2 separate regions of the Homo sapiens genome follow, and region 2 is linked to region 1. A link is a loop called in an ENCODE intact Hi-C map of the cell type or tissue named here. Cell type or tissue: heart right ventricle. All regions are shown on one strand. Links, peaks and the distances in the headings refer to the core of each region. The heading gives the core; the rest is flanking DNA. Region 1 has its middle 18 kb from the start of MIR6078. Region 2 has its middle 110 kb from the start of MIR6078.

What was found. Hi-C counts contacts between places; a loop is a spot of excess contacts. Peaks named below come from ENCODE experiments on the same cell type or tissue, not always from the same donor. Only the 100,000 strongest peaks of a DNase experiment are listed, where the experiment ranks them.
Region 2: a loop joins it to region 1, with 28 times the contacts of the local background. A loop is called at or near these places in 1 of 110 quality-filtered maps.

What each region holds. Positions count from the first base shown.
Region 1 is chr10:3,970,100-3,975,488 of GRCh38, forward strand. No RefSeq gene overlaps it. Among named protein-coding and RNA genes, the nearest start is that of MIR6078, 18 kb to the right of the region's middle. In heart right ventricle, for the core only: no CTCF peak of the experiment used is centred there; no DNase peak of the experiment used is centred there; H3K27ac peaks cover 1,392 bases.
Region 2 is chr10:4,096,737-4,102,125 of GRCh38, forward strand. No RefSeq gene overlaps it. Among named protein-coding and RNA genes, the nearest start is that of MIR6078, 110 kb to the left of the region's middle. RefSeq lists an enhancer at 1,114-2,313. In heart right ventricle, for the core only: no CTCF peak of the experiment used is centred there; no DNase peak of the experiment used is centred there.

The sequences.
Region 1 (5,389 bases), core at 65-5,064:
GTGAAACCACCTTTGCAAAATAACTGAGGAAATTATGACAGTCCAAGGAATCAGACCTAACCGACCCTATCTTGCTTCTAACCCTTAAGCTGTCCTTGTTCATTCCTCGGCGTAGGCCGAACTAACTTTGGGAAGGAATTCAGTTCATGGTTTGACTCTGAAACATAATTGATAACAGCCCTTTCCAGAAAAGAACCCCTTCTTGCCTGGGGACCAGTCTGCCTCTGCAGGACTAACAAATTAGCTACAAGGTTAGAAATTACAATATAGGGGTCATGCAGCCTCTGGCTCCAAGACTCTGAACCTCCTCGAATTGCTCCTGGGGATAACATCACTATTGTAAAACCTATAATCAGTGCTTGAGATATGTTGCAGATCCTGCACCTCCATGGATCAGCTGACACCACCCAGAACAGTCATCTGGCCCAACCAGTTCTGCCACCCCACCCAGGAACAGAAGACAGCAAGAAAACCTCACTATGACCCTCTATGATTCCATCTCCAACCTGAGCAATCAGCACTCCCCACTTCCCAAGCCCCTACTCACCAAATTATCTTTAAAAATTCTGATCCCCGAATGCTCAGGGAGACTGATTTGAGTAATAGTAAAACTCCGGCCTCCCACAAGGCGGGCTCTGCGTGAATCACTCTTTTGCCATTGCCATTCCCCTGTGTGGATAAATCGACTCTGTCTAGGCAATGGGCAGGGTGAACCCATTGGGCAGTTACAAAAGCAACCGAGGATTCCCAGCAAAAGATAATGTGGAGAGTATTCCCTCCCACCCAGGGTACCCTGTTCTCTTCATCCTGTGTGCCCTTGTTCCATCACTGAAATCCAGACCTTTGGTCTTAAAAATAAAAGCCAGAAATTAGCTACCAAATGTTGGCAGTTTTATAAGCTACAAGAAAGCAATAGGCTGCTCTTAAGTTTGCATTTTGTGTCAGATATTGGCTAGGGTTAAAGGTTCAAGTAAATTTTATGCCTTCCACTATTTTGTTAGGGTGAGGAGACAATATTTCTAGCACTTTTCCAATGATCAACTAAATATGACATATTTATGCATGAAATTTCTTGCCTCTGGATTTAATGAATATGACTTTTAATCCTAAGGATGGTTTTATCATCATCTAGCCAAGATTTCACGTTTTCGCTGCTTCTGTCCGAGTGGTCAAGGAAAAGATAAATGGTAAATTGAAGGTTTAAAATAATGATTTTGTCAGTAAATCAGTAAATACTCCATATTTGATGGTGGCTATGACTTTGAAAAATTTTAAAGTTTGTGTTGAAAAAATGTGGCTCTTCTTCGTCTTGCACTTTTTTCTTCTGGGTAACAGTAAGATAACATTTTTTTTTTTGAAACAGAGTATAGCTCTGTCTCCAGGCTGGAGTGCAGTGGCATTGATCTGTACTCACTGCAACCTCTGACTCCTTGGACAAGTGATTCTCCTGCCTCAGCCTCCTGAATAGCTGGGATTACAAGCACGCACCACCACCCCCAGCTAATTTTTGTATTTTTAGTAGAGACATGGTTTCACCATGTTGGCCAGGATGGTCTCGATCTCCTGACCTCGTGATCTGCCTGCCTCGGCCTCCCAAAGTTCTGGGATTACAGGCGTGAGCCACCGCGCCCGGCCAACATTATTAGTTTTTAATCACAGCAATTTTTGTTAGTAACAAATTTAAACATACATAGTCCTTTTGCTCTCTAGCATCTACAATACTCTTGGTTCAGGATTTAAGAGGTGTTACACCCAGATGTGACTGTCCTACGTGTGTGCTCAAGGCTACATTAAGAATTTTTTTCTCTTTCCTGCCACATCTTTTCTTCACCCTGTGTTTGCCTGTGCACCTGCCTCTTCTGGAAGCAGCTATGAGGACAGGGTTTCCCCATCACCCGTGCTCACAACCCCACACAGTGCCTCCCATAGAGTGGGCTTAGTCCATTTTCACTTGCAAAAGAAAACACACTGGCTCCTCTGTGTAATTCTGAATTTTAGAGGAGATCTTAATTCAGTAAATTACTATTACGTTTTGAACTTGAATAATGAATGTAAGAAAAACTGCAGTGCATGAGACAGGAAAGCTACTCCCTCTCCACTGATAAATACTTATCACTTGGAAATAAAATTTTTAAGCAATCAGAAGGAGACTTCATGTAGAAAATGGGCCTGGCACTGTTGTCCTGCAATGGAAACGGAGGCTTTGTCTCCAGGGTTCCAGGAAATGTTTCGAGTTAACTCTAACAAGGCCATATTCTAAGCATAAAAATTTAATGACGATACATAATTTTAACAAGTCTGAAGTCACTGATTAAAGAAAATTAAAATGGTGTGTATGGTAGGTGCCTTAACTCTCCTTAGAATATAGAAGATTATTGATACTGCAATGAAAAAAATGGCTATCCTGTTTTTAACCTTATTTTTTAAAAGAAAAACTGAACAACATGTTTGACATTTGCCACCACTTTTGGGTTTAGTTTTACAAGGTTATTAATCACAGCACACTTTGATACTGGGGGAAAGAGGATTGGAGTTGAAGTAGAAAAGCTAAGGCCAAGCCATTCCAAAATAATGAGACTTCTCTTTCAAATATGATTTTAATTATAAAGCTATCTCTGACTTTCTGCAGTATCAAAACTTGGTTTTCTTGGAACTCAGATTATACTAAGAAAAAGGCACAGAGTCAATCAAAGATACACAAACCCACTTCCTCTGAAGATGTAATCACACAGTCCGCACCTCACTGTGGGCCTGCCAGCCCCATGCCCAGGGCCCTGGCTTCTCGATGACCAAGCTTTGTAAGAGCCCCAGAGTTTCCCATTGGTGCACACTGCCCAAGGTAGAATGAAAGGGAAAATTCCAAAGAGGCCAGAGAAGTATTTTCTTTTTCATTGAGAAGAAGAAAGTCATCTTAAAGTTGCATTTACTTTTTCCTTCATGAAAAGCAAACACAGAACAAAACAGAAACAGAATCAAAATCAAACCAAAAAACCCGGGGAGAGAACTTGACGTCCTGGGGCAAAACCTGAAGCATCTCAGTCATTCCTCCAGCAAAAGAAGAAAAGTCAGAAAGAATCCCTGAAAACAAATCCTAATACAGCCATGTGCGTGGTTGGCCTCTGCCCACAGGGCTGCAGCCTGGCTTGGGGATAAGCCTTTTGATGTATGTGGCTTTCTTAAAAACAAGGAAATCCTGTTCTGCTAAAAAATGTCCAGTTGCTGTGGTTCTAAGAAATTAAGTAGCCTTGACTAAGTCAATTCTATATTATTTTAGTTAAAAGAGAAAAAAGAAAAACTTCAATCACAATGGAAGCATTTAATCTCATTGATTATTTAATCAAAATATATTTAAGTCATACGGAGGACCAGTTAGCTAGCTAGAAAGATGAGCAGTAATCTTATGGGTTGAGGAAAACAAAAACAGAAGAGGAATAATTTGGGTTTCCTCATCCTAGTCAAGTTTTCTTTTCCTTTGAAAATGCTGTATTAGCATTTAAGGGAGTCCGGTCTTGGTTCTCCCATTTTATGCTAAAGTTAATTAAATTTTGTCTTTGTATCTAATTATAAATGTCACAAATAACTTTTTAGTAGCTAAAAGTAGTTCCACTGCAAATCCCTATATTTTCTGTTAATAGTGATATTAACTAAATAATAGAGATGTTTATCAGGATAGTAGCTATGTGTTTAGGCAAAGCTGTTACCCAAATAAGTTACAAGCGTCTTGATGTAGGTTTTGCTCATGAGCATGTTTTTCACTCAGATAAAGCAAGTTACTTTAAAAGGTGAGCCCATTTTGCTAAAATGACTCCCAGAAATCCATTCAAACAATATCATATTTCTGAATGTGAAACCCTTTTATTGTTATTATTTTAATTTTAACCCTTTTATTATTATTACTTAATTATAATTTGAAGTAAGCAGTCTTGCTTACTGACGTATGTGTCTGAGTAACTTTTCAGTTGTGTTTATCTAATAACCTTTATGGGAAAGGAATCTTTTTGCCTAAAATTGTAGTTAGCCAGAGAAATGTTTAAAGGACAACCAAAATTTACATATATTATAAATATTATATATATTGTAATAATATTTACACATGTAATATTTGTATATATAATAGTATTTACATATACACTATTTGTGAAAGAAAAATATCTTGGGCCCCCAAATTATCCCTCATTAAGCTAAAAGGATAATTCAAGCTGGGAATTGCTTAGGGCAAAGGTGCTTTCCCTTCTATTCTCTCAGCTCATTGAGATAAATGCATATCTGATTGCCTCCTTTGAAAAGGCTAATCAAACACTCAAAAGAATAAAACCATTTGTCCCTCACCTACCTGTGACCTGAAAGCCCCCTCCTCACTTCCAGTAGTCCCACCTGTCTGGACTGAACCAATGTTCATTTTACATATGTTGATTAATGTCTCATTTCTTCCTAAAATGTATAAAAGCAAGCTGTGCTCTGACCACCCCTTGAGCACATGTCATCAGGGCCTCCTGAGGCTGTATCATGGGTGCGCATCGTCATCCTTGGCAAAATAAACCTTCTAAATTAACTGAGACATGTCTCAAATTTTTGGGGTTCACAGGTTTATACATATATTATATACTATATACACTATATTATATATTAGATACACTCTATTAGCTCTTTGGGCAGAGCTAAGATAGAAGAAGAGAAGGAGTTTTGGAAGCAGAGGGGTAGGAAATAATGGAAGTGATCTAAGAATAGCTAACATGGGAAGTTCAGAGAAATGAAGAAAACTAGTATGAAGATAAGACCATGGTAAGTTTCAGCTGAAGAGAAGTCGGATTTGGGATTGGTGATACGGTGGTATAGTTTGTTGTTTTGTTTTGTTTTGTTTTTTTTAAGATATTAACTAGGAACGGTTTTCCCTGTCTCCTCTCCTTCCTTCCCCCATTCTCAATCTGCCAGCCGCCCCTCTGTGGGGGTCGCAGGGATGGTGGGAAACACAGCAAGCCCAAAGAAAAGCCTTTGAATCCCTCATAGGCTTTGAGTCCTCAAGGCCTGAATCCACCAAGCTGATTGTTCCAGAAGTGCCAGCAGGAAATGCCTGGGATCCCCTCAGAGAGACCAGAAGAAGGAAGGAGGAGCGTGGTCAGGAAGAGGCCCTGTGGGCTGGGAAGAGGGGCGGTCTTCCTCAGACGGGTTCTCCGTCAGCAGACCACCCAGCCGCAGCTGTTTCCCTGCAAGCATCATCTGTGATTCCAGTGAGTTCTCACCAGGGAGGTGTTTTTGCCTGGGTTCTAGCGTCCCAGGGAAAGGTTTTGCAAGGCAAGATAACTAGGTCATCGTTCCTGCCGCATAATCCAATCAGATAGTCTTTTCTGACCCACCAAAGTGGAACTCCTATAAAAAATAATAATTATTG
Region 2 (5,389 bases), core at 118-5,117, 130 kb after region 1:
TCTGCACCCTCTCATCGGGATTAGGGACCGGGAGAATCAGTGTTGAGCAGGAAGCTCCTGCTGCCCATTGTGTTCTCGGTAACAGATTTCCCAGGTCCACTGGGCTCATTGTCTCATTACCAGTTGGTTCAAAGTGTGACGAGCTGACCCAGCAATGCCGTTCAGGAAGCTCAAGAACCACCCGACTGCCTCACAGCTCTCAGCTTATGCCATGTGGGACCTTGTGTAGGTTGGGCTCAGGCAAGAACTGAGGGCCTCAGTTTGTCAGCTGTGAAATAAGTGAGTAGTTCTTTATTCTGACGTGCAGAATCCTGGCCCCATCGGATTGTCCTGTCAGCCTATTTCCTTCAATCTATGGTCAAACATGCCCCACCATCACCTCTATTAAGGTTTTTTTAATTCCAAGGGATAAATTTCATTTATTTCAGGACTATATATATATATGTCCTGAATATATAGATATATATATAGCCCTGAATATATGTATATAGTCCTGAATATGCATATACAGTCCTGAATATATATATATACACACACACACGCACACACACATATATATGTATATACCCTACCATTACTCTCTTATAAAATTTTGGTGTGCCCTCCATTTAAAAAAAAAATATATATATACACATACATACATATATGCATATAACTATTGTGTGAATGTGTGCAAGATTCACTGAAAGAAACATTACTTTTTTTACTTTCTCTTAAATACAAATCCACTTTTATTTGGAGGCTCAGTGTGAAAAGTCAGCCCTATGACAAACATGAAAACCTGCCCCATGACCTCCAAGTGGAATCCCTGCTTTTGTCCTCATTCATTTTTCCTCCAAGGGCAGTTACCATCTCAGTGATTGTTACAGTGGTGTATTGTCTAAATTTCTATTTCTTTCAAATGACATAAGCCTGTTGCCTTATAAGAAAAATATGAAGGCAACAGAGCAGATCCCCCTTGAGATTGAATAGAATTCTATCTTCTTTGCTTGTTTATGCAATGAGAATGAAGTTGGCATTTCCCTGAGGTCGGATGCAGAGGTTGGGCATAGGAGGTGAATACAGTCAAATTTTAACTTCGCATTCCATTGAATTTAAAATCTTGATGGTTTGCCTGAAGGTTATGCTCTCAGAAATGGAAGCTCTACCCTTCAGACCCTACTTATGTATTGCTATCTCCAAGGAATCAAGCTCTCACATTTCTAAGTCCTCTTTTCCACCTTTATTTATTTTCCTCTTTTTTTTTTTTTGCCTTAGCACTTATCACCTTCTCACATATTGTATGATTTACTTGTTTATTGTGTTTATTGATTGTTTTCTGTTTCTACCTTACCAGAAAGTCAATTCGACAAGAGCAGAGATCTTTGTCTATCTTGTTCTCCAGTGGAATCCAAAGTGCCTAGGATGATGCTTGGCATACAGTAGGAGCCTCATAAATATTCACCGAATGAATAAATGACACTTGTTTCTATTCTGGAAGACGTTTAAAATCCTGTGTATAAGCAAGAAATTGATTAGTTGCATTAGTTTCAGATAGACTGATTATTGGAAAAGTGGTCTCAGCCTCAGAAATCCTGTCTCAGAGGAATTCAACAGTGGTTATAAGGACAGTATTTTGGTACTATGGACACCTGTCCCCTAGAGACTGAATCGCAACCCACCAGGTTCATAGAAAAAGGAAGTCCTTAGTAAGGCATGGGAATCTCACCCTGTGTTCAGCGGTGGGGACACCCAGATGATGATGACATACCAGGGCTGTCAGACAGCACCTCTGTAATATCGATGACAGTTTCCATTTTTGCCTTCGTCTCTGCAGGGTGCCGTATCCCATGGGTGCCTTCGCCAATGGTTTCCCAGTTCACTGTCATTGAGCTGGTCACATGCAAACCTTGAGCTTTCGCTGATTCCCAAGAGACTCTCCTTGTTAGGCTGTAACAACAAGCAGCATTAGACGGAGTCCTGAGAGGCAGGCTGTGAGGACAGGAGAACAGCATGGACGTTCTACCTCCAGGACACCTTTCACAGAACCAGCTTCGGAGTTTGTTGTGTGACGATTTTAATTTGTTTTTAAAGGTGATGTTGATGTTCTGGTTATGGTGAATCCTAGTTCTATAGGAAGTTATAGACTTATCATCACTCCAGTAATTGCCAAAAGTGGCAGCTGATAGTGTGAGAAAGTGGCAATTTTGGCAGCAATTTAACTGGATAAGATCTGCAATGACTCTAGCAGGTAGGTAACAGAGTGAAAGCACTTCCTTGTTTCTCAAACCACTCAATGTATGATGTCCGCTGCTTATCAGATTCCTAATTCAATGGTGTTTTTCTTCTACATAGTTTTGCATTCAAACTCGGTCGGTAAACATGTAATCCAATATCCCACATTTTGAGAATAGACTGAAATTGAGAAACAAAACGTAGAAAATCAATTATGACAACATCAAGAGTTTAATGGGATTTCTCATTCAAACTAAAAATACAAAGTTCAGGGGATCCCTGGAACTTCTTCCATTTAACTTTAGGGAGTTCCATTTTTATGCCATCCCCTCATCAGTTTTCTGTGTTTTGATATTGATGCATTATCCTCATTGAAGCCTGCAGTTTCACTGGATATGTGCCACATTGTGGTGTTTTGTTTGCCTTGGTTACATTTAGCCATAAAGATGATGGAATGATGAACCAATTCAGATTATTTCTTAAGATGCAACTGGAACCCTCCTAATTTTGAAGACAGAAAAATGTAAAAGGTCTTTATTGGCTTTTGATCCTGATTTATGGTCTCATAAAGTTCTAACAGTTTCACCATGTTTCAGAGAAGTATTTGAAAAATATTAAAACAAAACTTGATTTCTTTAATCTTTTTTCCTGTAATGGCTAAGAAAGTTCAACCAAATTTGAAAATAACATTTCCAGCAAGTAATAGGGTCCTCTGTTAACTTTTTTTATCTTTTTTTCTTTTTCTTTTCTTTTCTTTCTTTTTTTTTTTTTTTTTTGAGACAGAGTCTCACTTTGTGGCCCAGGCTGGAGTGCAGTGGCGCGATCTCAGCTCACTGCCACCTCCGCCTCCCAGGTTCAAGCAATTCTCCTGCCTCAGCCTCTGGAGCATCTGGGATTACAGGTGTGCACCACCATGCCTGGCTAATTTTTGTATTTTTCATAGAGATAGGGTTTCACCATGTGGGCCAGGCTGGTCTCAAACTCCTGATCTCAGGTGATCCCTCCACCTCACCCTCCCAAAGTGCTGGGATTACAGACGTGAGCCACTGTGCCCGGACTGTTAACTTTTGAAGAAACTTCTTCTGGCAACTTTTTCTGAGATGAAATACTTTATTGAAACAATATAATTATGGAGAATTTGCTTGAACTTCAGAATTAAAGAGAAACAGACTTGAGTGCTTTCACTTGACAAAAAAAAAAAAAAAACAAAAACAAAAAAACAAAGGCAGTCTTTTCTTTTCCATGAATATATGATTTTCACAGCTTATTAACTTCTTTCTAAGCCTCAGTTTTATCATTTCTCATAGGTGGTGCATCTCCTGCATGGGTTCTCATTAGGATTAATTGAGATGATCTCTGTGGAGCATTTAGCACAGTTCCTGACAAAGGGGAAAAATTCAGGGGATGCCCCTCTTTTTATGTTAGAAAGCTGCTTGGTAAATTTACTGCAAAGCACTTTTGTGATTGTGAGGCGATTGTTATCATAGCATAAATATTACAACAGTATAATCATTTCCACTACATCTTCTAACTACACCAAAGGAAAATATAATGATTTTTTATTGCTGACATGTAGAAAAACTGATTTGTCTGTATATACTTTGCAACTGGTTGTCTCACTGACCTCTCTCACCACATCTATCATTTTTAAATATGTGGTTTCTTCATATTTTAACGCCTCTGAAATCAAGTCATGGTTTATAGTCAATGTCAGAAACCATGTGCTCTCCACAGCTGTCATTGGAGAAGATAGGTCCTGGCAGACCTGTCATTGCTGGGACATTGTTTTCATCTGGGCGTGGGAGCCGTCCATTCACTTGGCCATCAATGTGAGGTATCTCCATTGGTGGCACTTGGATGAAGTTGCAATTTAAATTAAATTTGGATAGAACATTTTTACTTGTCTGCAAAATGATTACAGATGATAATATATGGAGACAAAAAATGTATTATTTGTACAGTCAGTGCTTCTACATACCAATTGAATGTAGTACTAATTTGTAAATATCTCCAATAGATCATGCCATTGTTACATGCAGAGAGGTTGTTGTAACAGATTCATGCATCATGAGAGACTATTACTAGGTGCTAAATATCCATCTACAGTTTCCAATGTCTTCCAAGAAAAAGTTATTAACTTCTGTCCTGATGTAATTCAATGAAAACATAAATAAATCTACAGTCTTGATCAAACTGGAAATATAAAAAAGACTATTATTTTGAATAATTCTTGAAATTATACAGTTAATCCTAAAGATTATGACTACAGGTTACCAAAACCAACAAGTCCCCATGAAGATATGCAAAATTGCAAAAAACTGAACATCTCTCAGAAGAATCTCTAGACTATTAAATGAACATTGATTATGTCTTGCAGAGGAATGCAGTATACATTGTCTAGATAAACATTTTTATTGCCTTCCAGAAAAAAATGTATAAAATTATTTCAGTGTTTTATTTTTTTTCTATAATTGGCTATTATCAAAGTGATTTTATTTTATTTTATTTTATTTTATTATTTTATTTTATTTTATTTTATTTTTGAGACAGAGTCTCGCTCTTGTCACTCAGGCTGGAGCACAATGGTGCGATCTCGGCTCACTGCAATCTCTGCCTCCAGGGTTCAAGCGATTCTCCTGCCTCAACCTCCTGAGTAGCTGGGATTACAGGCCCCCGCCACCATACCCAGCTTATTTTTTTATTTTTAGTAGAGATGGGATTTCACCATGTTGGCCAGGCTGGTCTCAAACTCCTGACCTCAGGTGATCCACCTGCCTCAGCCTCCCAAAGTGCTGGGATTACAGGTATGAGCCACCGCCCCCAGCCTCAAAGTGATTTTAAATATTTGAATTGATTACATTTTGGAATCAAGAAATTGCAGCCATTTTCAGTTTTCGTTTTTGTCTTCTTCAGTTCTCTAGATAGCTTGACCCATTAGCCTTAGTGAAAGGGCAGCCCTGCAGAGAACTAAAAACATGGATTCCAGCATCAGAAGGCTTGTGTTTTAATCCTCACTCCAATACTCATTGTTACCTGATTATGAGACATTTGTGTATTGTTTTATTGTGGATCTTATCCCCCTATTAATTGGTGCTGATAATGCTTACACCCCAGATTATCATGTGATTGCAACCTTGCAATGTGGCTGAAACCACACCGTTTTCAGTTTCAAAAA